Linked DNA regions of Mus musculus: all the other regions are linked to region 1. The links are chromatin loops, found by intact Hi-C in ENCODE. Cell type or tissue: heart. All regions are shown on one strand.

Region 1 (5,000 bases):
CCTGAAGGTGCGGTTGGGGAAGCCTTCTGCCTAGGTCATGCTGCTGTCTAACGGGCCTTCTCTTTACATCCCTAGGGCGAGAACTTTGGAGGAAAGGACCGCCTTTGCAGCAGGTGTGCCTTTACTTACATTTTTAAAAACTGCTTAACTGTACCATTTAAGTCATGTCTTTAGAATTGGCCAGTGGTTACACGTGGTGTGTTTTGAGTTTAACCACTGTTGTCTGCCCTCAGATAGTCAGTGCCCACAAGGTATGTGTTCAGGGCATGAGGTCTTGTTAATCATACCGCGCTTTGCAGCTTGAGGCAAGGGGCTTTGGCTCCTACTTTCCAGGAAGAAGTCACATCCTGACGAGGGCCTTGAACATCCCCCTCGTCCTGTACGAGAGGCGGACCTTACGAGGTTCTTCAAGGCACTTTGGCCTTAAAACCAGAGCTGATTATACTGTTAGAGAAGATTCTTCCAATGAAATAAGAAATGAAGGGGAAAAGTGGGTTTGTTTTTGTGTTTAGAGGCAAGAGTCTTGCTGTGTAGTCCAGGCTGACCCTGGTCTTGCTGTCCTCCTGTCTCAGCGATAATAGGTGTGTGCCAGCACACCCTCCTGAACACAGTTCAAAACTGATTATATATTGTGATTTCAACACCACTGTTAATGTCTTATTTCTTTTTCTTATTTCTTTTCTAGATGTGTTTAATTGGGGGGGAGGCTTGACTAATTAAAAAAATATCACAGTCCATAAAGCACTTTAGTCGGTACTAATTCTAACAACTCTCGTTGTGACCCGCCTCCCTTTGCATCCCGGTTTGAGTGAAACTCTTACACTGTCTTCTCATCTCTCCGAGTCTGGCTCCTAAGCCTGAGCCAGCAGTCTCCCCCCTCTGCTGGCTGCTCCCTTCCCGGCTCCCCACTCGGCTCTAGTCGGGGAGTCCGGCCACCTCCCAGCTCTGAGGAGGAAGGAACAGGTACTTTCCCAGCATCTCCCTCTCATCGCACTGTCCGCCCTGTCACACCATCTGAAGGCCGCGGCGCGCCTGCCATTCGCTCCATCAGATCGTAGCACGCGTTCATGCATGGGTCTTGTCTGTTGCTGATGCTTCTGTCTGGAGCAACTGCTTCCAGTCTTCCCTGTTGACCAGATAAACTAAAGAGCAGAGTTCTGGAATATACATGTATTTAAAGTAAAGCATTATTGATTGTCAGTATGGAAATGGAACTTTGCTTCCTGATGTAAGGATTATCTCAGTGAATGCAAGGAATCAATATTTTGCTGGGAACTGAAGACAAAATGGCTCCAATTCCCATGTTTCTCTGATTTATTGAACATATATAGAGAGATCAATTGTAGATTGGATTTGTTTTTTGCTGTGTGTCTAGTGTCAGAGAGCCCAAATGTAGTAGACAAAGGCAGGCTGGCCTTTGTTCAATAGGGGATTTGTTGAACACCTGTAGGGTGCCAGTTGCCATTTTAAGTGCTGAGGGATGTGTGGTGTGCTGAGTCCCTGCCCTCCTGCAGCGCTCTGGTTAGTAACAGTGAAAGACATGGTATTATGGCAGATCTGTGATAAAAGGCTGCACAAGAGGGATAATGATGCCGAGAGCACATGCTGTGAGAGGAGCCTTCCTGAGGGAGGGCGTGCCAAGGCCAGTGTGACAGCAGTAAGTGTAAGGAGGCCAGAGCCAGGTTAAGAAGGGCTTGGTGTGTCCAGGACTTTAGATGTATCTCATCACAGGACTGCTGACTAGCAAAGACAGGATGAAAGTCCCCATTCTGTATGTGGCGGTGCCACAGGAAGCCAGCGGTGCCTGGAAGGTTCCCCTGAGCCTTAATGGGATAGAACTGATGTAGTTAATATGTTTCAGGCTGGCAGGATGAGAGTAGACAGTGTGAGGGAGGGAAGAAGGAAGAGAGTCGAATGGAATGATCTGAGAGCTGTCAGATGCCACCTGGTGACCAAAGCCGGGAAAACAGTGCAGAGCAGATGATGGTTGCAGGACTCTGTAATGGAGCCCTGCCTTCTAATGCTGCATCCAGACCCACTCAAATGATGCTCTAAAGCTTGATTAAATAAACCTCATATAACATAGAAAAAAACAGACCCTCGGAGAGTTAAATCAGCAGCTTTAAGAAATAAAAACAACTCAAGAACAGAGAAATCGCTTTCTGGATTAGCTTTTGTGCAGACTTAAAGATAGGTGTGCATGAGCACTAAGGGAGAGTGGTGGTCCCCACTGCTGCGTTGTGGTTTTGTTAAAGCTAAGCTGGAATAGAGTTGCAGCAGCAGCAGCGGCAGGTGTATAACGGCAGAGGCGTACCCAGCTTAGCTCTGCGGAGCTCTCTGTGCAGATGCAGCCGAACCCCAGTCTGTCTCTTTCCTCACTGGCTTCTGGAGCTTCTGCTCCAGCCATGTTCGGAGAAGCCCATACTGTCTGTCAAACTTAGTATGATCCTCCCCCCTCCCCCAACTGCCACCACCAGTGTTTTTAAATGGGTTTGTTCTTTCGGTGGTGGGTGGCAACTTATAGAATGCCTTTTTGTTTTGTGTTTCTCGTACATTTTTTTTTCAGTTTTAAACATTTGTGACTTTAGTTAAGAGGTTTAAAATTCCGATTTACTTAATGCCTGTATTGCTCATGCCGTCCATTTGGCAGTTTTAAATGGAAACACTGCCACCTTGTGGTGAGGATGGGGAAGTGTAACATTGAATGAAAGCCACCTATGGGTGAAATACCTTAGTGATTCTCAACCTGGGGATGGAATGACCCCCTTTCAGGGGTCACCTAAAACCATCAGAAAACACATATATTTACATTATGATTCATAACAGTAGCAAAATTAGAGTTATGAAGTAGCAACAAAAGTAATTTTATGATTGGGGTGGGCTACCACAACATGAGAAACTCTACATGTTAAAGGGCCTCGGCATCAGGAAAATTGAGAACCACTAGATTAAGAGAAAGTGTACTTTCCTGTCACCTTGTACATCCTAACCACCGTTTTCTTCATGTTTTACAAAAGCGGAATTTGTCACACACTCAGGACGAAGGAAGCGTGAAGTCAACTCAGAGGGAACAGAGGGAACCCCACAGCTTTCAGGTAATGAGAGAAGCAAGCGTCTGCTTCCTGCCCGGCAAACCACACAGTCTGAGGCTCAGCTCACACGGGTGCCTGCTGCCAAATGTGGTGACCTGACTTCACTCCCTGGGTCCCACAGAGCGGAAGGAGAAGGCCTACCTTCTGCACACACACACACACACACACACACACACACACACACACACATTAAATGAATTAAATAAACAAATGCTTGTAATTCAAGAGGAAAAATGATTTGGATGTTGCTTACAGTGAGAAGAAGAGAGTATGCAGATTAGCAGGTGAGACTGTGGGGACCCTAAGGAAAACTCTCATGGTCTGCGGCTGGCTTTGCACCAGTCCCTTCCTTAGGAATTGACTTTTCTTATGAATCTTATATAAGTAAGTCCAATAATACTTAAATAAGTATATATGTGTGATATAATATACTATTACCATATAAACCACACATTTATGTTTACTCTAGAAAATTATAGTGCTTACAGTGAGAGCCACTAATGCTAAGGAGATAAAGCCCAAACTTAAGGTAGTATTTGTTTTGATTAAGAAAAATAATTTCACTGAGCTAACTGCACTTTCACGTCATATTGGCTAAAGTTATCGGAAGGAATTACTACATGGGTTATAGTGTAGAAAGAACTTTAATTGGTGTCCTTGATTGAACAACCTTCAGACTAAATGAACGATACTTTCAGTCTGACAGGACAAGAGTGTTTGGTTTGGGTTTTTACTTAGTGGTATAGCGTTAAGAAAGTAGACTATTGCTGGATGAGGTGGTTCGTGACTGTATTCCCAGCATTTGAGAGGTGGGGGCACAAAGGTGGTCACGAGTTCAAGGCTAGCCTGGGCTACTGAGAGATACTCTATCTCAAAAAATGGGCTTGGGGAGCAGGGGTGGAGAGACAGCTCAGTGGTTAAGAGCACACACTGCTTTTTCAAGAAACCTGAGTTTGGTTTCCAACAGGTATGAAAGGTGGCTCACAGCCTACTGTGCCTCCAGCTCTGGGGGATCCAGCACCCTCTTCTGGGCTCGGGGTGTGAGTGCACACACATACACACACACTCCCCTAAAAATAAAACCTAAACCATGTAAACTGAACCCTTATATGGGATATGGTAGTGCTCTGTCTAGCCGGCATGTGAGGATCGGTTATGGAGAGGAACTGGAGTGCCCTCCTAAGTGTGGGAACTCTTAGGCAAAGGCTAAGAGCGCACACCCATCTGCTACGGTGTCTTCAGAAGTCGCCTGCATTTTTCCCTTATCACAATGACAATTATGTGTTCTTGTTTTGCTTGTATTTACCAGCTATTACAGCAGTGATTTAATGTTGGTTTTCAGATTTCTCAATCATGTGAGAGCTGTTGAGACTATCACATGTGAATGAGGGGTGTGGCTTGTGGCAGGGCATGTTCAGGGCCCTGAGCTTGAAACCCAGCATTGCCAACAAAGCAAAATGCACAGAAAACTTTTAAAAAAGATTTATAGTTATTTTAGTGTGTGTGTGTGTGTGTGTGTGTGTGTGTGTGTATGCACACCTATGTGCGTGCATATGAAGGCAGGCACCTCTAGACCAGAAGATCTCAGATCCCCTGGAGCTAGAGTTACAGGTGGTATCTGCCCAACATGGGTGCCAGGAACCAAATTCAGGTCCTCTGCAAGAACAGGAAGCACCCAACTGTGAGGCCATCTCCCCAAACCCCACAACCCCCCTTTCCTATCACGTATTCTTTAAAGTGTTCTCTAGATACACATCTGCATGTGGTAGAGATGTGCTTTCAACGTCTCCCTGTGTTATTGCTCTGTTGTGTTGATTCATTTTCTTTATTATTAAAGGATCTAGAGATTGAAAATGAAGATTTAAGAGAGAAGTTGAGGAAGATTCAGCAAGAACAAAGAATCCTCCT
Region 2 (5,000 bases), 610 kb before region 1:
TAGGCTTTGGTGGCAGAGGCCGAGGAGGCGCTCCGAGCCAGTGTGCAGAAGTGTATTGTAGAGTTTGGAGCCCAGGTGAGAAGTCCCATTGCAGAGGACACATGGATTCTTTTGCTATGGTCCCGTTCTGGATTTTCAAGTTTTCCTTTGAATTCTTCAGAACTTCGTACTTACAGGATCTTAGAAGCAGAGGGATATTGGGGTGTTGCAGATCCCAATTAACCCTACTCAAATCGACCCCTGTGGTGGTGGTGGTGGCACTCCTAGATACCCACCCCAATGTTCTGGGTTCCTGAATGAAAGACACCCATGCATACAAGCAGCCTTTATATTCTAATATGCCTTAAATAGCTCAATGGCTGGGCCTAACTTCTACGTGAAGACAGAGGTGGGTCTTTAAGAGTCCCAGGCAATTTTGGGGACCAAATTATACAACACAAGCAGCATTAGGCCAAATCCATAACATAGGGGTGATCCTGTCCAAGCTTGTGTTTAATTTAAACATCCCCACCTGTGCACCAGCCTATCTAGCTTGTCAGTCAGCCACCCACAGCCCTGACCCATTGGTGCCACCACTCTGCCCTGCCTGGCTACTCACCATGCACTTACAGGGTACTAACGCTGCTTTGGAAAGCGAAGACATCCCACACTGGAGAGGGCATTCCCTCTATTTCTTAGGACCTTTTTTTTTTTTTTTGAGACAGGGTCTTATTCATGTAGCCCAGGTTGGCCTTGAACTCATGTAGCTGAGGACATCTTTGAATTCCAGATCCGACTGGCTCCACCTTGTAGTGCTGGGTTTACAGGTGTCTGCTGCTATGCCCAGTACCATGCAGTTCTGGGAATGCCTCCTGATTCCGGGCAAGCATTCTATAAGTGAGCTGCATCCCCAGACCTCTTAGTGTTTTTTCTTTTCTTTCTTTCTGTATCGGCTGGAGATAAAAGCTTTGAGCTTAGGTGATTATGGGATTGTCAGGTTTTAAGTTGACAGGGTGTTCCTATCTTTCCTTCCAGCTTTTGCCTCAGACCTTCTTTCTTCCAAATAAACAAATAAGCAAGCCCTCAGAGAACATCTGTTGCACACCTTTGAAACATGTTGCAACCCCATTTTGCTTGAACCCAACACAGCGCGCTGGTTAAGTGGCGCCTGCTTCCTTAGAGGGAATGGGGCAGAGGATGGCTTTGAACATACATTTCAAAAATGCTTTCCCAAAGAAGAGCACAGCTTATTAATGACCCTTTAAAATGAAAACAAACAAACAAAAAAAACCAAACAAACAACAAACAAAAGTCAGGCTGGCGCAGTTCTGAAAACTGCCAGCAGGGGGCCCAACAGTGACCATACTGGGGCGTGAGCTAGGTGTTTTGCTTTACAGCACTGTTGTTTCGTTCTGTTTTCCTGCTTGGGAGCTGGAGGGCAAGCTGGGTCAAGAGCTTGGACAGCTCATCATGTTCTGGTTCTGAACAGTACTTAGGAAACCCAGAGAAGTCAGACAAGAAAGGGGAAGAACACAGGACAGGCTTCAGGGCTCCAGCCCAACCTCCCTCCACTAAAGACACACTTTAGGCAGGAAGGAAAATGGCAAACCTTCCACTTTCCCCTGTCCAACTTTGTACTTTGAAAGACTTCAAACCTAAAGAACGTGTGTAGGGACAGTTGGCCCAGGCTGGGTAAATATCGGCCTCTCTGCCTCCACCCCTGTATTCTCTGTGTATCAATGATCTCTGCGTATTAACAATCTCCGCAGAATGATCAATTCTAACAACAGTTCTTACGTTCTTAAGATCAATGTTCTGCCTTCAACCTGATCACGGCTTCTCAGGGTGCTCAGGTGTGTGAAAGATCTGAAGGGATCGTGGGAGACTAATGGGGCTGGAGCCAGAGACGCAGAGTAGCCGTGCCAGCCAGCCTCCCTGCAAAGCTCCCGGAAAGTTTCTGCCTGTGTGGAAGATAACACAGTTAGAGGGAGCTGCTCCCTGGGTCCCGTTCTTCGTCTTCTTCTCAACTCCGTCCTTCAGAGAGTAACAAGGCCAGATGAGACAAGGATCTATGTGCAGCTTCTGGTTTAATCTTCACAACCTTGCAGGGCTGCTACGTTACCAACCCCACTTTACGTGAGTGAGAAATGAGGCTCAGAGCAGTTAAACCTGGGCAGGGCAGTGTGAATTATCCCTACTGAATGTCAATTGTGTCTGTTCAGGACAAGTGGTCCACTCTCCCCTAGGCTGTTCAAGGCCAACTCCCCCAACCCCTGCTCTGCCTCTCCTCCTCTGCAGCCAGCCAGCAGCCTTCCCTACTCTAGGACCGTAGCAGCAACTGGCTCCCTTTGTCCGAGACTCACACATCCTGTATTTCTCTGTATGTCATAAGGTGGTTCCTGAGGCTCTCTGATCCCAGAATCTAGTCATGGTACCCAGGAAAACATCCATGCCTAGCCACCAGTTATTGCTAACCCCACAGATGAACCTAGACACATTCTTACACCATCACTTGCCTTCTGTCACTACAACTGCAGCCATCATTACCACCATCCCCCGGCTCAGCATAGTTGGTGTTGTCATAAGGAGAATTTTCTCTTCTAGTTAGAAGTTCACCCAGTTCTTAACCACAGAAATCTAGTTCCATTTATTTCATTTGCTCTATTTAGTCTATTGCCATCTCTCAATGAAAACAGTACTTTATGATAGTTTCCTTCTGGGCAGCTCTAAAGGATGTGCACTTTTGCCTCTGACCACTAGATGTCGCTGCCAACCAATTCTAGAAAACATCATGCGTGAACCCTGTAAAACATGTCCTGCCTTTAAGCTCCCAAAGTCTCAGCTGACGTGTGACATGATCTATCTACAAAGACTGAAACGCACATTAAGACTCAGGCCACTGCTGAAACATTACAGGATCCCAGGTGCAGTCTGGGGCGGGGGTGGGGACCAAATGTCTATTTTTATAAAGCATTTCCTCACAAACAAGTACCACTAACCCAGCAGACACTGTGTGATATTTTATATTGCATTTGAAAGTTCACATCATACACACGTGAACTTTCTAGAAACTGACCGGGAGCACTAGAGGGTGGGTATGCTTTAGGCTGGGGACTGAGCTCAGGTGGTAAAGTCCTCGCTTTGCAAGCATGGGGACCCAAGTCTGGCCTTCAGAAACCAGGCTTTTCCAAAAAGCCAGGTATGATGGCACGTGCATGTAATTCCAGTTCTGGTAAGGTGGAAACATTGGTTGGATCCATGTGACTCACTGGCCAGCTAGTCTGACACACATCTCCCCAGGAAGTAGGAGGAAAGTAGAGGGGAGAAAGCGATTTCTGATTCTTCAGAAGACAGATAGATACTGCAGACAAACTGCTATGATCCTGGGGCTGCAGAGGGGACTCAGCAGTTATGAGTTTCTATCATTCTTCCAGAGGGCCCAGGTTTCGTTCCCAGCAGCCACAGAGCACCTCACAAGGAGTCCCAGGGATCCAAGACTCCCTTCTGGTTCCCAAGGTATCAGGCATGTACATGGTACAGGTATGTACATGGTACAGATGTATATGTAGGCAAAACACCCATACACATAAAATAAAAACAATACAACCCATATGAGATAAAATACGACATAAGAAGATAGACACTACCTGCTTCCTGAAAGACAGTAAATGACTCTGAGATCCATGTTGTCCAAAGGCGCAGTGGTTTCCCCCACCACAATCTAGCTTGTTCTAAAACCAGGTAGACACAGGATTATTTATGTATGCTTAGCTGCAACTGTCCACTGACCTTTGATCTAGCCTATCTCATTTTGCCATCTGGAAAATTGCTACCCTAAAAGCCTTGGGAAATTCATTTTTCAAAATCAAGTAAAAATACAACATAAATTAAAAAGTTTATAGCCAGGCTGGTATACCTACCTGTATTCTAGGCAGTCGGGAGGCTGAGGCAGGAGCAGTTCAAATTTGGCACCAGCCTCGGTTAGAGAGAGAGAAGGAGGGAATGAGGGAGGGGAGGGAGGGGAGGGAGAAACAGATCCAGGCAAACACACAGAGAGACAGAAAGACAAAGATGTAAAGACAGAGACAGAAACACAGAGACAAGAGACAGAGAGACAGAGAGACAGAGACACAGAGACAAGAGACAGAGAGAAGAGAGATTGCACTAGAAGTCTGTGAGAGCATACTTGCTAACAGGGAAGAACAGGCTGTCTTTCCTGACCCTAAAATGCCTGTGTGTTTTACTTGTCTTTCAAAACATATAGATGGGAATGTGAATAAGGAAATACTCTACAGAGTAGCACAGAAGGTCCTACTATGCACCTACAGTAACAAAGTCCCAAAGACCATCAACAACAGAAAAAATGTAACTGAGGCACCACACGCAAAACAGTAACTAAAATCTACACCTCACAAGACACGTAGGACAAATTCCAAGTGGATTAATATAAAATATAAGAGCATAAATGCATAGAACCATGTGTTACTATTAGAAACACAGGAGGGAGGTATTCACTACATATCTCTGCTGGCTTCAACCCCCTGATCCTCCTGCCTCAGCCTCCTAAGTGCTAGAATTAGAAGGTCACATAACCATACCCAGCTTGAGAATTCTGTATAACATCACAGTGTAAAAGCCCTATGATATAAAATTCTTAATCATAAAAAAAAACCCTGATCAATGCACCACTCACAACATTTTAAACTTCTGCACCAAAGAAACCCCCACCAGTGAAGGCCCAGCTCAAAAGGCTACCTGGCCCCGCCCTCTAAAAACATTCTTGCAAATCACATTTTAAAAATGTCTGTCATATGAAACATTCTACTGCTGAAGAAAATGACCAACAGCTGATAGGTGAATGTGCAGAGGCTGCAAGAAGACAGATCATGTAGAGGAATGTAAATGGTTGTGCCTCATCAGGAGGGTCCATGACGGCTGGACCAAGGCAGGTCAGGAGTCTGGGGCACACATTTAAGGAGACCTGCCAATCAGCAACTGCTCCTTATGCCTCACACTCCACG
Region 3 (5,000 bases), 64 kb before region 1:
TGGTCAGTTTGGGGAGGTCTTGCTGGAGGTAGCCTGTCATTGGGGACATGCCTGAGGTTTCGAAAGACTGGCCATTTTGAGTTAGCTCTTTGTTTCCCGTTTGTGGTTCAACAGGTGAATTCTCAGTTGCTGTTCAAGACATAAGTGTCTGCCTGCTGCCTCTGTTAGCATCATCATGGACTCTAACCCTCTGGAACCCTAATTCCCCAATAAACTATTTCTTCTATAAGTCACTTTGGCTTGATGTTTTACCAACAAATAAAATGTAACTAATACACCATCCTAAATGCTGGTTTACAAACATACACTGCCACCCTGAGATTCTACCTGAGGAGTTTAGAGCACAGGAGGTTACTGTGTCAGCCTTTTTGGTAATGGTTAGGATTTAAGTTTGCTTTCTGTTGTGAAACAAGTAGGGAAGAAAGGGTTTATTTGGCTTACGTGTAATTGTCCATCTTTGAGGGAGGTCAAGGCAGAAACTGAAGGCAAAAATCTGGAGGCAGGAACTGAAGCAGAGGCCATGGAGGAACTCTGCTTACTGGCTTGCTTCCAGACTTATATTTTCTACCTTATACAGCTCAGGCTTACCTGCCTAGGTATGACACTGCCCATCATAGGCCAGGCCCTCCCTCGTCAACTAGGAATCAAGAAAATGTCCCACGGACATGGTCACATGCTAAGATGACGGGGGCAGTCCTTCAACTGAGGTTGCCTCTTCCCAGGTGTGTCAGGTTGACAACCAAGATGAGCTATCAGTTAGTCACTTGCTGTGATGGGCAAGGTGAGAACTAGAAACTGGGACAACGGCCATCCGTCCAGGAAGTTTCCCTAGGAGTCCAGCATGAGATAATGCTGGCTTTCTCTGTTAGCAGTGAAGACAGAGGGAACCTGCCCCCACAAACAGCTGGATCACAGTCAGCCAAGTCAGACCAGCTGTGGATCTTCCGGGGGGGGGGGGGCGGGGGCGCAAGATTCCTTAAGTTTAACCAAGAGAAACTTTAGCCATTTTCCCATTCTCTCTCTCTCTCTCTCTCTCTCTCTCTCTCTCTCTCTGTCTGTCTGTCTCTCTCTCTCTGTTACTGACTTTCTGCTGAGGATCAATGGTCTCTGAACACTGTATCTTCAGGAGAGTTCTGAAGACTTCCTCACTTTTACAATAAAGACTAGAGCCACTCTAAGGGAAAGCTTTAGAAAGAACTGCCCTTAGAGACAAAAAGAGCCTTTGTGAGGAGTTCAGGCTGTTTGTCTTTCCATGTGTGTGAGAATTAACATTTTGCCGGGGAAAATCTCACTCCAAGGAAGATTTTTGAAGCCTCCTGTTGACATGACATTAGTAGTTGTTGTTTGACAGACAGTGTTCTTATCCCAGCCTTAAATAGTTTTTCTTGGTTCAGACTTCTGAGTCAGATGAGCTAATGCCTTGTGTACTTATGCCTGTTGTGTCTACAAAAAGAACAAAGCACTTTAAAAACATAATATTTTACATTTTTTGAGAATTTCATATACAATATATTTCAGTTATATTTATCTTCAACTTCTTCCAGTCCCTTTTGGTCAATTTCTTTTCTCACTTTTGGCTACAAGTGAAGTTTTATTGACGATACTCTGTTCCATCTTTTCCTCCACAGCAGTGCACTAACACTTAACCACGGAGGCCAGAAGAGAGCATCACCTCTCCTGGGACTGAGGATAAAGACATTTGGGAGCTGCCACGTAGGTCCTGAGACTCGAATCTCCGTCCTCCACAAGAACAGCCAGTGACCATAACTGCTAAGCTATCTCTCCAGCAGCACTGCGGAAACTGACCCCTAGTCTGTTAACTGTCCATCTGAAAAAGCAGCTCCCTTTTCTTACAGGCTTGTTGTTGGCCTCAGAGATCCCCATGTGTGTGGCGGTTAGACTTGTGGTCCTGGAGTCGTGTGTTCTCATGAAGATCCTGGATGGGAAGTTGCCCCTGCAAGCTGGTTTGTAGGTAGGTAAGCCGGGACCCGATAGGAGGAAGATATGTTTAGCCTATAATGGGCTCGCGAATGGGAAGAAGAGGGGAGCCTGGGGAGATAAGAACCGGTCTAGGCTGGATTTCTCTAACCTTAGACCACCCAAGTGTGCAGGAACCACAGGCCAGAAGCCGGCGCTGTGCCTCCGCTCACTGAGTAGCACAACTCTACACGCTGCATAGCTGAAGTTCCCCAACTTTTCCTCCAGAGGGGAGAGGAAGAGTGTTACGAAGTTTAAAAGGGAAGTCCCGCCCCCTTCCCGGTTTCCGATTGGTCAGAACCGACCCCACCCCAGCCAGGAGACGGGCCCGATTGGCTGCCGGAGGGACCCGGTTGAGCGAGGCCCCCGGGGCCCCAGGTGGCAGGTGGGGCGGGCCCCGCGCGCTCCGGGGCGTCAGCAGCTCCGGCTCTTGCCCTCGCAGCCCGCAATCTGGTGGGAACCCGGACCCTTGAGAGCCGTGGCCATGAAGAGCCTCAAGTCCCGACTGTGGAAGCAGGACGCGCCCGGCCCCACGTCACCCTCATCGCCCACCGCGGTGGCCAGCACGGTGAGCAGCTCCTGAGGCGGGGACCTCGGGGACCCTCTCTGTTGCGTCCCTCACGGCAGATCTGAGATTCGCGGAGAAGTCCTACGTCCCCTTCTCACTTTGACCTTTGCGGAGTACCCTATTCCCACTTGTTTCCTCGGGGGGACCCCCTCTCTGTCTTCCCGTGGTGCCATCCTGCTCTTCGCTTGTCCCATCGCGCTCGGCGCCCGCGATACCGGGGCCAGGTGGCTCCTGTCTTCCACCCGGTGCAGCCGGTGCGGACTCCGGACCCACCAGGCTCCGCGGCTTTCAGCCGTGCCTGAGTTGAGAGAGAGAAGTTATGTGTCCTCCGCTGAGGCTGTCACAGGGGAAGTCTGGTTCTCAGCCAGGCTGGGCGAGAATAGGGATCTCTCGAATGCAGACAAAGCCCCGCTTGTGTTTGACCCTGGAGATGGCGAAGTCGGGAAGGTGATTGTCCTGTTGGCAGAGTAAATCCCAGGTGGGGCAGGTGGGTGCGTAACGTGGGTGCCGAGCTGAAGCCTGGCCTCGGTGTGCGGCGGGAGAGAAGCGGAGTTGTGAGGCTTCTCTGTAAGTTGGCAGAGAGAGCAGAAATCTTGGGAAACATCCTGACTGCAGATGTTGGAACTTGGATAATTTGGCAGGTTAGAATGGCCGTCTCATCAAAATTCTGCTATTAAGGAAGTTCTATTTTAAAAGTCTTGCAGAGTCAAACACAGAGGAAATGGAATGTGCAAATTGCCCGATGTTCGTAATTAAAATGGACTTTTATAATTTTATACAGATTTTAGTTAGGGGTTATATGCTTTCTATGAGAATACAAATTCATTTGTGCCTGGTTTTGAATTTATTCAGATCGGTGTCTTTCTGAAGGATTACCTTTAGTAGTAGTTTAGTTGGCCTTCAAGGAAACTGGCGAAACTAGACTTAAAAAAAATAAGTAGAGCCGGGCGTAGTGGCGCACGCCTTTAATCCCAGCACTGGGGAGGCAGAGGCAGGCGGATTTCTGAGTTCGAGTCCAGCCTGGTCTACAGAGTGAGTTCCAGGACAGCCAGGGCTATACAGAGAAACCCTGTCTCGACAAAAACAAAAACAAAAAAGTTGAAAAAATGATTTGGAGTCTGGGTGTGGTGATGCTTGTCTGTAATCCCAGCATTTGGGTGGCAGAGGCAGAAGGATCACGAATTCAAGGCCAGTCTGGGCTATGTAGGGAGTTGGAGTCCAGTCTGGGTTATATGAAAGCGTGACTCAAAACCAGGCAAACAAACAAACAAACAAAGTGGGATTGTGTGGGGCAGAGAAAGAAATGACAGTAGATTCGGACAGCAGGCTTGCTCTTTGATGTTTGACCACGCCTGAATTTGTTTGGTAAAGTCATGGGGAAAAGGTTTTCTTTTGCTTGGCTTAAAAAAAAATATTTGTCAGAAAAACATAGTGTTTTGGGGTAGCCATGGTTACAGATCAGCATCTTCCCCATTCCCTAGCAGAAGATCTGCCTTTCTCCAGACTTGCAGCTGAATTTCTCCTGGAGGAAGCCCTGAGGTTGTAGCTGCTGCTGCTGCTGCTGCTGGATTCAGTATGCGCCGCGTTGGCTTGACACGCATGAGTCTCTCTTGAGTTTGTCTTCAGTACACACTAAACTGAGCATTTTGCCATTTCTCAAAATAACACCCTAACAGTTAAAATGCGTGGTGCAAAAACTGTTCTTTCCGAAGCAACACACACTTCTCAGTTTGTTAAGGTGCAGAATATATTCCGTGGGGTTTTTTTTTTTTTTTTTTTAAATGAAAGGGGCTAGCTAAACCAGCCACGCACCAGCAGGATAATGTGGGTGAACGGGAAGAACAGACCCTGTAGCTTTTCAACCTATACAGCCCAGAATCTCTATCTCTGGTTTGGTTGTACGCGCGCGCGCGCGTGTGTGTGTGTGTGTGTGTGTGTGTGTGTGTGTGTGTGTGTGTGTATGTTTCTGACTAGGCTGCTCTCTTCATCTCTCTTTTTGCCTTTCAACCTTTTTGAATAAATCCAGGATATTTAATGTCTTCCGGGAACAAAAATATTTACAATGGTCTGTCAGACTGTCAGGCTCTCATCTCTGTCCTTCAGCCCCCACCTTCTTCAGAAGCCTCTAGGGTTATTATTTGCCTTCATGCCCTTCCAGAGGAAGCACATCTCAGCAGATACACACACACACACACACACACACACACACACACACACTGTCTCTCTCTCTCTCTGTCTTTCTGTCTCTCTCTGTCTCTGTCTCTCTCTCAATAGCAGCACATGTGTCTGATAGGTAAGATACAGTGTATCCTGATACTTTAATTTTTAAAAAAATATCTGTCTGTCTGTCTGTCTGTCTGTCTGTCTGTCTATCTATCTATCTACCTATCTACCTATCTATCTATCTATCTATCTATCTATCTATCTATCTATCTATCGTGTGTGTTTGCTTGTG
Region 4 (5,000 bases), 140 kb before region 1:
ACAAGGATGTTCCCTGGGAAGCTGTTAACACTACCTTTGCCAACTCAGAAGACGAGCACTGACTCCCTAATAGAACGTCCCAGATTGTCTCAACAGTCAAGTTCCATGTTCAAAATCCCACAGTCATCTTCTACAGCTGTTTCTTATCCTCAGACCAGCAGGCAGTCGGGTCAGGCAGAGTTTGCCTATTGTGCTGTTTCAGAAAAATCTTTTAATAGAGAGTTCAGCATCTTAAAAATGATGACCTTGTAAAGTCAACAGCTGAGCCAGACCCTCGTGGGGGCAGGGTGAACATGCAGGTGCCCATGGAGACCAGAAGAGGGCATCACTCCCCAAATGCAGCCGTGTGCTGAACACTTTAACAACAATGAAAGGCTTCTGAACAAACAATGAGCAGAAATTAAGTTAAGTGTACAGAGAATGTGAGGTGTTTCTGGCAATGCTCACCCAGGCCGTGACTGCTCGGCAGCCTTAGTTCTGAGCATAGGGTGCACATTTTGCCAGGTGCATACTGCCACCCCACCCAGTGCCAGCAAATGCTGCCCCAAACCGCTCACCTCAGATTTGAGTTACAATGATACAGATCACCTTGTTTCTGCTGTGTGCAAAGTTTTCTGCACTCAGAGAAACATAATGGTTTAATTATGGAAAACATGGACTCTCTACATTTTCCTAGTTAGCTATTCCTTGGTGTATATAAAATTAATTTATTTTTTAATTGTTTAATTTTAACATCTTATTTTTATTTATGTATGTGAATTGTAGATGAGTACCAGTGCCCACTGAGACCAGAGATGGTGTCCAATCCCCTGGTACTGGGCTTGCCAGTGGTTGTAAGCGGCCCAAAATGGGTGCTGAGAATCTAACTCAGGTCCTCTAGAAGAGCAGCAAAGACTCTATTGATTGATTGATTAATTGATTGGTTGATTTTAAAAAATCACTCACTCGGTTCCTGACTTTAGCTTCACAAAAATATTGTTAAATGAGTTTTGGCTTGGCATTGACACAGAACTTCCAGTCGGTTGTGAAATGGCTCTAGACGTTTTTCTGACACTTTGCATTATATATTCATGGCAAGGCCCTGTTGCCAGCAATGGCAATGAAAAACTATTCATCTAAATATTAGTCATCCTTGGAAAAATGTGGGAGATGTCCTCCATGCTGCAGTGCCAAATATCAGCCTAGGCTTCGCACCTTACATCACAGCAATCGTGGCATCTAGTGCTGTGCCCATTTGTTTTGTCTTTAATAAACGATAAAGTTAGAGAGTTGGAGAAATGGCTCCGCGGTTAAGAGCACCAGCCGCTTTTCCAGAGGACTTGGACTTGATTCCCAGCACCCACATAGAGCTCACAACCGTCTGTAACTCCAGTTCCAGGGCAGCCTCTGGCTCTGCATGCAGATGGTGCAGAGCATACATACACCCAAGCAAACTACCCATGGGCATGAAATAAAATTTAAAAATTATTACCAAGGAGCTATTTTAAAGTAAAATTTATTATTTGTCATCAATAAATATTTAGTTTATATGCCTCTCTATCTGAGGCCATATAAAAATTCATATCAAAAGGTGTTGCTAGGGGGGAAGTTTAAAAAGCCCTGATCTGGAGCATTCTTAACATCTTCCTTTCTAATGCTTTTAATATTTGAAGAATGTAAGGCGAGACATTTTTTTCAGATGTTTCATGTTTAGATCAGTTTTCATAGTTCCATTAACCTATCCCTGTGTGCCGTAGACTTCCTGTTGATGTGGCAGTTAGAGGTTAAGGGGTTAATTGAATTTGGACTAAACATTTTGGCAAGAGTATTCCATAGGCTCTTCGTGACACTCCATTACCTCACCTCAAGTGACACAATTGGTTAAGGGTGTTTCTCCATCATACAGATCTGTCTTTGCGGTCTTCCTGTCCCTCGTTTATCAATGTGATATATCACAGTGTTTTGATTTGCATACGTTGTGCCAGCCTTGCCCTCCGGGGAAAATTCCTGTTAGAGTATGATGGATGAAATTTTGTTTACTCTAAATAACAATTTTAAAAGTATATTAATTATGTACATATGGGCACGCAAGTTTCCTTGGATGCCAGCGGAAGGCATCGGATGCCCCTGGAGCTGGAGTTACATGTGGCTGTGAGCTGCCTGACGTGGGTGCTGGGAACTGAACGCTGGTCTTGTGCGAGAGAAGTTCGTGCTGTGGGCCGCTGGGCTGTCTCTTCAGGCCCAGTCCCTTTGTTTTTGTTTATTGTTGTAGTTTTAGGGGATGGAGTCTCAGTATGTCACTCAGGCTAATAAACTCTTAGGTGTGTGTGTTCTGTTTCCTCGCCTGAGCCTCCCAAGTAGCTGGGACTGCAGGTCGACTCTCTGATGGCTGGCTGGATAATCATCCTTTTAGTGTATTGTTGAAATCTATTTGCATCTGTGCTCCTCAGGGGTATTGGACTGTAACTTCCTTCTTTGTAATGCCCCTGTCTGGCTTTAATAACAGAGTAACACTTGTGAAATGGATTTGCAAATATTTCATTCTATCCAACTTTCTGGGGTGAGTTTAAGAAGCATTGGTTCTCAGTCTTCCCTAAACACATGTGAACTTCAGCACCAGGGACATCAAATCACAGGCTTTTTTTTCTTTTAATGGGAGATATTTGCTTTAAATTTGAAATTTTGTTTCACATCTTACATGTTTTGCTTGCACGTATGCCTGCCTGTGCCCCATGTACAGACAGTACCTATTAGGGCCAGAAGAGGGCACCAGATACACAGACCTGGAGTTAACAGGTATGAGCTTGTTGATCCTAACCACTGAGCCACCTCTCTAACCGCTCTCCTTTGGAAAAGAGCTTTGCCTTCTCATCTGGATTGACCAAGTGTTTCTCCCAGTGAGGAAAGAAGAAATATTTAATTATCTCACCTTTGAAATGTGGGCCTTTTCTCAAACGTGAACTTTTCCTCGTGGATTTTTACCTATTTTTGTTATAATTAGTTACAGTTATTTTGGATGCTTGAGAGTCTGTCATGTAGCTGGGAACACCCCTCCATGCTGCCGTCAGCGCACCCTCTGGGAACATGTCTACTTGGTTTTGAGCACAACCTCACTTTTGGAAACTTCATAATTTGTACTTTTCCTACTCCAGTCATGGAATTTAGCCATTTCCACAGGAATCCATGGTCTTTTGAAACACTAGTAAGAAAGCATTTAGAAACCAAGGCTGAAAATAAAAAGTGCTTGTTTCTTCCCGGGCACCATCACTTCCCAGGCCTCTCCAGGCACAGGTCTGCTTTTTAAGATAAATTTGTATAATAATTCAGTTTGAACATAACAGATTTTTGGTATTTACTTCCTTTATTTTTTTTTTAAAATGATAATCTTGACTCCTGAGTTCAAATCCCAGCAACCACATGGTGGCTCACAACCATCCGTTATGAGATCTGACGCCCTCTTCTGGTGCATCTGAAGACAGCTACAGTGTACTTAGATATAATAATAAATAAATCTTTAAAAAAATACCATCACAACACCTATTTTATTTACAGTATACACAATGTGTAAAAACTCTACTATGTGCAAACCTTTTAAATGGTACCAGAATACGAGAAGCCAGTATGAATCCTACCTTCGACTTAGGATTCAGGGTGCTAGTGAGATGCGTACATGAGGAGCTATGATACAGTATAGACAAGCCTTAGCGAGGAGTGGCGAGCTCCTTCCTGGAGAGTCGCTTTTGAGATACAGGGCCAAGAGCGGGACATGCTGTTCAAGGAATCAGGAATAGCAGGAGCAAAGGTTTGAGGTAAGAAAGTTTGCACCATGGGGTCTTTCTATTCGCTTGGAGCAACGGGCCTTGAAGGAAGTCACCAGAAATCAGTTTGCAAGATGGAGACAGTCAGGTTCTAAGTGCATCGGAATACGGAGCTAAGCACTGTAGGCTTGCAGTGGAAACCCTGCTGCAATTAGTAGTAATAATGTTAAAGTACAACAGCTGCATATTACAATGCCTTCTTCACAATATGCAATGTGGCAATTGTGTGGAGGAGGCTGGAGCCCAAAATACAGTACAGGAGGAGGTAGGAGGTGAGAAGATACAACCATAGCAAGGCTCTGGGTGGGAAAGACATGAAAATACAGGAATAAAAAAGAGATGTGATATCCGAAAGGTAATTGAATTTACATTTTCCCTTTAGACCTATTTTCCAGCCTCTGCCTACCAGCAAAGAGACTCTGGCAACACGACAGGCACTGCCAAGCAGGAGCAAAGAAACAAGGCTGTCTTCTGAAGGAGTTGACTGTACCGCAGGATTCTGGGGAGGCTAAGGGGGAACTGGGAGCTTCAGGGCAAAACCTCTCTACTTTGGGTGGAAGGCTCAGCCAGATGGGTCTCTGTTTGCCCTGAATTGAAGCCTGCCCCCATTACGTGTCTAGAGCCAAATAGGAAGAAAAGCAATATGGGTAGAGAGCTGCAGGGGAGTCCACGTAGCCCACTCAGCAAATTATCAGCTCCCTCTCCTCTCAGATGAATAGTATGGAGCTTAAACTCCCTCCTGAAGAGTGGGCGAGGGATTCTGCAGTCTTCCAAGGGGAAGGAGTGATTTCCCAGTGGAGAGACCTGATGGGCACACAGCAACAGTTGCTAACTGTATCCTGGTATGATGTAGGGAGGATGGAAGTTTACCTCTAGGGTCCTCCTCCCCAGATGCCCTGCCTTAGAATAACCATGGTGGAGGCAATCAGAGAAACCTCAAAGGCAAGACATTCCACAGCATATATTTCAACACTGTCAAGGTCCTCAAAGGTAAGGACAGCTGGAGAAAGTCACCACCAAGAGGAGCCTTGGGAGATATAGTGCAGGTAGTGTGGAATCCTGGGTGAGATCCTTTAGGGGGAAATCAAAGGAGTCTAAACAAGCTATGTACTTCAGCTAATGATGCTGCATAATTGGCATCTCCTTAAGAAGTGTACTGTAATAATGGGAGACATTAATAATGAATAAGTTTGTACTGAGGCA
Region 5 (5,000 bases), 100 kb before region 1:
GTATTTGTCAGGCAATGGTGGAGCCTCCCCGGAGTCAGCTATATCAGGCTCCTGTCAGCAAGCACTTGTTGGCATCCACAAAGTGTCTGGGTTTGGTGATTGTATATGGGATGGATCCCCAGGTGTCTGGATGGTCATTCTGTCCATCTCTGTTCCACACTTTGTCTCTGTATCTCCTTCCATGGGTGTTTTGTTCCCCTTTCTAAGAATGATTGAAGTATCCACACTTTGATCTTCCTTCTTGTGTTTCATGTGGTTTGTGAATTGTATCTTGGGTATTCCAAGCTTCTGGGCTAATATCTACTTATCAGTGAGTGCATACCATGTGTGTTCTTTTGTGACAGCATGTGACAGCAGATGCTGGCGAGGTTGTGGAGAAAGAGGAACACTCCTCCATTGCTGGTGGGATTGCAAGCTGGTACAACCACTCTGGAAATCAGTTCGGTGGTTCCTCTGAAAGTTGGACATAGTACTACCGGAAGATCCAGCAATGCCACTCCTGGGCATATACCCAGAAGATGCTTCAACATGTAATAAGGACACCTGCTCCACTATGCTCATCACAGCCTTATTTATAGTAGCCAGGAGCTGGAAAGAACCCAGGTGTCCCTCGACAGAGGAATGGATACAGAAAATGTGGTACATTTACACAATGGAGTACTATTCGGCTATTGCAAACAATGAATTTATGAAATTCTTAGGCAAATGGATGGAACTAGAAAATATCATCCTGAGTGAGGTAACCCAGTCACAAAAGGACAGTCTCCTTAATACACATTCTCTTTAGAACGCTATGATTGGACCGTGTCACCCACTAACTGTGTGTCTGTCCTCAAGGTGCTTCCCTGGGCTGGATCCTCAGAAACCATGTCCAGAGCTGGGTGGGGGACTGAGGGGCTGGTTCAGTGGCTGAGATCATTTGCTAGACCTGAGTTCAAATCCCCAGTAGCCATGTAAAAGACCTGGGTGTGGCCACATGTACCTGTCACTCTAGTGCTATGAGGCCGAGACAGGTCTAAACCAGGAGCTTGCTGGCCAACCGGCCTAGCCCAAAATAGTGAGCTCCCTGTTTTAAGGGGGTAAAGTGAAGAGTAATAAAGTAGAGCATCTGACAGCCTCTGCTGGCCTCCATGGGTACATCCCTCCCCTCCCCCTCCCTCCGTCCACCCCTCCATCCATCCATCCACCCATCCCTCCATCCATCCATCCACCCACCCATCCATCCATCCATCCATCCATCCACCCATCCACCCCCCTTCCCCTCACAGGCATGGTGTGGTGTTACTGGGGAGGTAGAAACAGACAAAACATTTGGGCTTGCTGGCCAGATAGTCTAGCCTAGTTAAAAAATAGAGATCCTATACATACATAATACATACATACATACATACATACATACCATATATGACTACTGAGAAATGACAGCTGAGGTTGTCCCCAGACTTCTATATGCATACATATACATGCTAAATGTGAACATTTATCTGCATATGTGAACACACACAGCAAGAGGTCAATGGTCAGTTTCAGGTGTTTCCCTCAACTGCTTCTCCACTTTATTTTCTGAGGCAGGGTGTCTCAGAGAAACTGAAGCTCCCTGGTTCAGCTAAACTGGCTGACCAGCAAGCACCTAGAGTCTGCTGCCACTAACTCTTGCCTTCTAGCAATGGGGTTACAGGCATGCACCACCATGCCTGGCTTTGTATGTGGGTGTTAGGGCTTGAATGTGGGTCCTTACCCATTGAGCCATCTTCCCCAGCCCTGTCTTCCTTAATAATAGCACTGCTCAGAAACTCTCTGGGAACATGAAAACTATTGAAGTTCTCAGAAGATGGGGCCTGCTATTTCTAAGTTTCTGTCTCCATGTGGTGAAGGTGCAGATATCTGGTTTTGTTTGCATGTGTGCAGGGAAATTTGTCCAGTTATAATGGCAACAAACAGGATGGTGTCTGACTCAGGCTGTGGTGACAGCTCATCTTGCTTGTCACGTTGACACACCTGGGAAGAGGGGGATCTCAATTGAGAAATTACCTCCATCAGATTGGCCTGTAGGAACTGTTGGTTGATAATTGTTTATGAACACCCAGCCCACTCTGGGTGGTACCATTCCCTAGGTAGGTGGGTTGTATAAGAAAACAAGCTGAGCACAAGCCAGAGGGGGAAAGCCAGTAAGAAGCATTCCACCATGGTTTCTGTTCACTCCAGGTTCCTGCTTAGCTCCATCCCTGACTCTCCTCAGCGATGGACTGTGATGTGAAAGTCAAATAAACCCTTGCCTCCTCAAGTAACTTTGGTCACGATGCTCATGGGTTCCTATAACAGCAGCTACGGGGTATCTGTAGTGCATTTGATACTAATCCATGGTGAGCGTCTAACCACACAGGCAGAACCTTATATTTAATATGAATATGAAGTGAGTAAGTACAGTTACCACTGTGTAGTGCCTGATACACAGTGGACACTCCACAAACACGGGATGTTGAAGCATGAACATGCAGTTACCACTGAGACCACCAGGTGGCGAAACATCGAAGGTCACACTAGAGCAATGCTCAGGCCTGGACTTTTCGAAAGAAAAGGTGAAAGAGTACTTGAACCTGGAGATGGAAAAAGGAGCAAAGGTGTCATTTTTTTCTTGGTTTTATTTTGGCCCTTTATCTTATTAGGTAGATGAATCATAAACACTCAAAGTAATTGGAAAAACTTGAGAGCAGCAAAGCCTCTTGCTTGACCTCTGTGTGCTCACTGACTCCTGGGAAGTTAGACTTGGCCTGAGGACTAAAATATTTTGTCCGCAAAGATAGTAAGTGGTCCCATTCGGTTGCTATGCAAACAAGTCCCTGCCAAGAATATTTACATTTCCAGATAGTTCTCCATACCTTCCCACCAAATGGGTGACAGGGAAACAGACTTGGAGGAGACATAGATGCCAGGGTTGGGGCGTTTTGCCGATTCATCTTGGCTTCAGAAGACTCCTCTGTGGTGGTGGCTGGGCCTCCGAGACCCTGGGCAGCACCTCATGGCAGCAGGGGTGTGTGCAGGAGGCTCTCTGCCTCACAGTAGATAAGAGACAGAGAGAGCCAAGTGAGCACGAGGTCCTGAGTTTGAATCAGCACACTCAGGAGACAGCTGGGCGTGCTGCACGGGACTGGAGCCCCGCCACTGTGGGAGATGGATGGAGTGTAATGAAATCCTGAGCCTCTGGCTCAGTGACAGACTCTTTGGAGCAGTGATGCAGAAAGTGGGAGATAAGACACCCAGTGCCTTCCTTTAAGATCTGCACAGGAGCACATACCTGCACTTATACTTACGCATATACCACACACACACACACACACACACACACACAGAGAGAGAGAGAGAGAGAGAGAGAGAGAGAGAGAGATGAAACACACAAAGAGAGGGAACTACCTCACCCTGGCACTCAAGTGAAAAAGCCAGGCCGGGCGCCTTATAATCTCATCACTGGGGATGGATAAACAGATGGGTTAGGAATGGGGTGGGGGTGGAGCTCACCAGCTATTATACTTGCTGAGCTTTGAGCTTTGGGCCAATGAGAGACCCTATCTCCAAAGAAAGAGTCACGTGAGTGGCACGTGGGGAACTTCACCAAGCTCGTCCTTTGGCACACTCTCACAGGACCCCCAGCTTTTCCCCCCACTTTTAGTCCCCTGTGCCTCCATGACCCTTCACGTCAGAGCCACCACTGACATCCCATGTATGAGGGGGCAAAAATGCCTCTCTGAGTGGTCACAGTCACGCAGGCTCTGAGCTTGGCTGTCAGGACAATAGTTTGCTATAAATTAAAAACAACAACAAAACAACAAGCAAATAGAACCCACTTTTTACCTGGTCTCAGGTCCTACTGACATCATAGCTGGGTGTCATTAGTATGTCCCCAGACCACACTTTCTTGGAGGCCTCCCTAGCCATACTCAGTCACCTCAGTTAGACCCAGACCCGGGTCACAGCTTTAGCTATCAGTTCCCTGTTTCCCACTCCACTCCTCCCACTGGGGCTGGGCAGCCTGAAGACCACCCCCACACCCATCCCATGGACAAATGGCTTTCACATTTTCCAGCTGCCTCCAGCGTTGACCGTGTTCTGACCTGTCCTAGTGCCCAGGGCTCTGAGAGACGGTTCCTGCTTTTCTTTCCACACCCTGTGGCCTGCAGAGAATCAACCTCTGGGGCCTTTGCCGATGACCTCATGGGGAATTGCTGCCTGCAGACTTCCTGTTTTTATATTCTTTTCTCCTCTGCTTATTTTTCCTACTTTGCTGGGTTTTGTGCATTTCTAGCTCGCCTCCCTTAACCCAGCTTGCAAAAGCTCAACTTTATTTTCTGTGATTATTTTAAATACATATTTAGATAAGGAAAGGAATGCGCCCCCCTTCCTCCCCCCATTTGAGGAATTGCATTGAGTGTGTCTTCCCCTCCTCCCATGCCCCTCCTCATACCCCATGGTTTATTCCCACACTACAGTCTTCAGCTTCCACAGCTTAGAAGAGACAAACTCCAAGACCTGCGTCTGCCAGTGCCAGGTACACGCCAGGGTGCTCTCTCTGATGGAGATCCCTCTGCTGGATGCCACAGGAGACGGAGAGGTTTCCAGCTTCCCACAGCTGATCTCCTGAGCTCTCTAAAATACAATACACAGTTCCTACTTCAAAACCACACAGGCTCTCCATTTCTTCAAGACTTGAAGTCCAAATTCCTAGTGTATGTGGAAGATGTTCCATGGCTGGGCCAGTGTAACTCTACCACCGGTCTCGGATGGTCCGTCAGGTTCTGCCCACATCTCCAGCTCTTGTTCTTTCCATATGGTTCTCAGCTGTCACCTCTGTGTCCCCTACACACTAAGAATAAATATACTTATATTGACTCTAGTGGCTTAGAGCCATCTTACCGTTCTGTTTTCCTACTCTTTGGTTGGGTTGGCTGTGTTTATAGGCACTTACTTGGGTCCATTTCTCCCATCCCAGACCTAACCAGGACCAG

What was found. A loop is a pair of places that touch in the nucleus more often than their neighbours do. Peaks named below come from ENCODE experiments on the same cell type or tissue, not always from the same donor. Only the 100,000 strongest peaks of a DNase experiment are listed, where the experiment ranks them.
Region 2: a loop joins it to region 1, with 2.6 times the contacts of the local background. A loop is called at or near these places in 11 of 42 quality-filtered maps.
Region 3: a loop joins it to region 1, with 6 times the contacts of the local background. A loop is called at or near these places in 6 of 42 quality-filtered maps.
Region 4: a loop joins it to region 1, with 7 times the contacts of the local background. A loop is called at or near these places in 12 of 42 quality-filtered maps.
Region 5: it touches region 1 in a loop (5-fold over the local background); 23 of 42 quality-filtered maps call a loop at or near these places.

Annotation. Positions count from the first base shown.
Region 1 is chr9:60,856,123-60,861,122 of GRCm38, forward strand. It overlaps Uaca (uveal autoantigen with coiled-coil domains and ankyrin repeats), which reads left to right. Exons shown (of 19, transcript NM_028283.3): 9 at 76-113; 10 at 3,018-3,095; 11 at 4,930-5,000. Among named protein-coding and RNA genes, the nearest start is that of Gm33643, 9.8 kb to the right of the region's middle. In heart, CTCF peaks have their summits at 1,963 (motif pointing left) and 2,697 (motif pointing left); a DNase peak (open chromatin) is centred at 1,918; H3K4me3 peaks cover 328 bases; H3K27ac peaks cover 285 bases.
Region 2 is chr9:60,242,380-60,247,379 of GRCm38, forward strand. The region is part of intron 7 of Thsd4 (thrombospondin, type I, domain containing 4); the gene reads right to left. Among named protein-coding and RNA genes, the nearest start is that of 2010001M07Rik, 89 kb to the right of the region's middle. In heart, CTCF peaks have their summits at 1,313 (motif pointing right) and 2,733 (motif pointing right); a DNase peak (open chromatin) is centred at 2,762.
Region 3 is chr9:60,792,148-60,797,147 of GRCm38, forward strand. It overlaps Uaca (uveal autoantigen with coiled-coil domains and ankyrin repeats), which reads left to right and starts at 2,295. Exons shown (of 19, transcript NM_028283.3): 1 at 2,295-2,545. The coding sequence starts at 2,462. In heart, a CTCF peak has its summit at 2,175; DNase peaks (open chromatin) are centred at 2,294 and 3,004; H3K4me3 peaks cover 2,923 bases; H3K27ac peaks cover 2,896 bases.
Region 4 is chr9:60,715,745-60,720,744 of GRCm38, forward strand. The region is part of intron 1 of Larp6 (La ribonucleoprotein domain family, member 6); the gene reads left to right. Among named protein-coding and RNA genes, the nearest start is that of Larp6, 5.1 kb to the left of the region's middle. In heart, CTCF peaks have their summits at 326 (motif pointing right), 2,742 (motif pointing right) and 3,444 (motif pointing left); no DNase peak of the experiment used is centred here.
Region 5 is chr9:60,753,942-60,758,941 of GRCm38, forward strand. No RefSeq gene overlaps it. Among named protein-coding and RNA genes, the nearest start is that of 1700036A12Rik, 11 kb to the right of the region's middle. In heart, no CTCF peak of the experiment used is centred here; DNase peaks (open chromatin) are centred at 2,510, 3,120, 3,600 and 4,110; H3K27ac peaks cover 2,389 bases.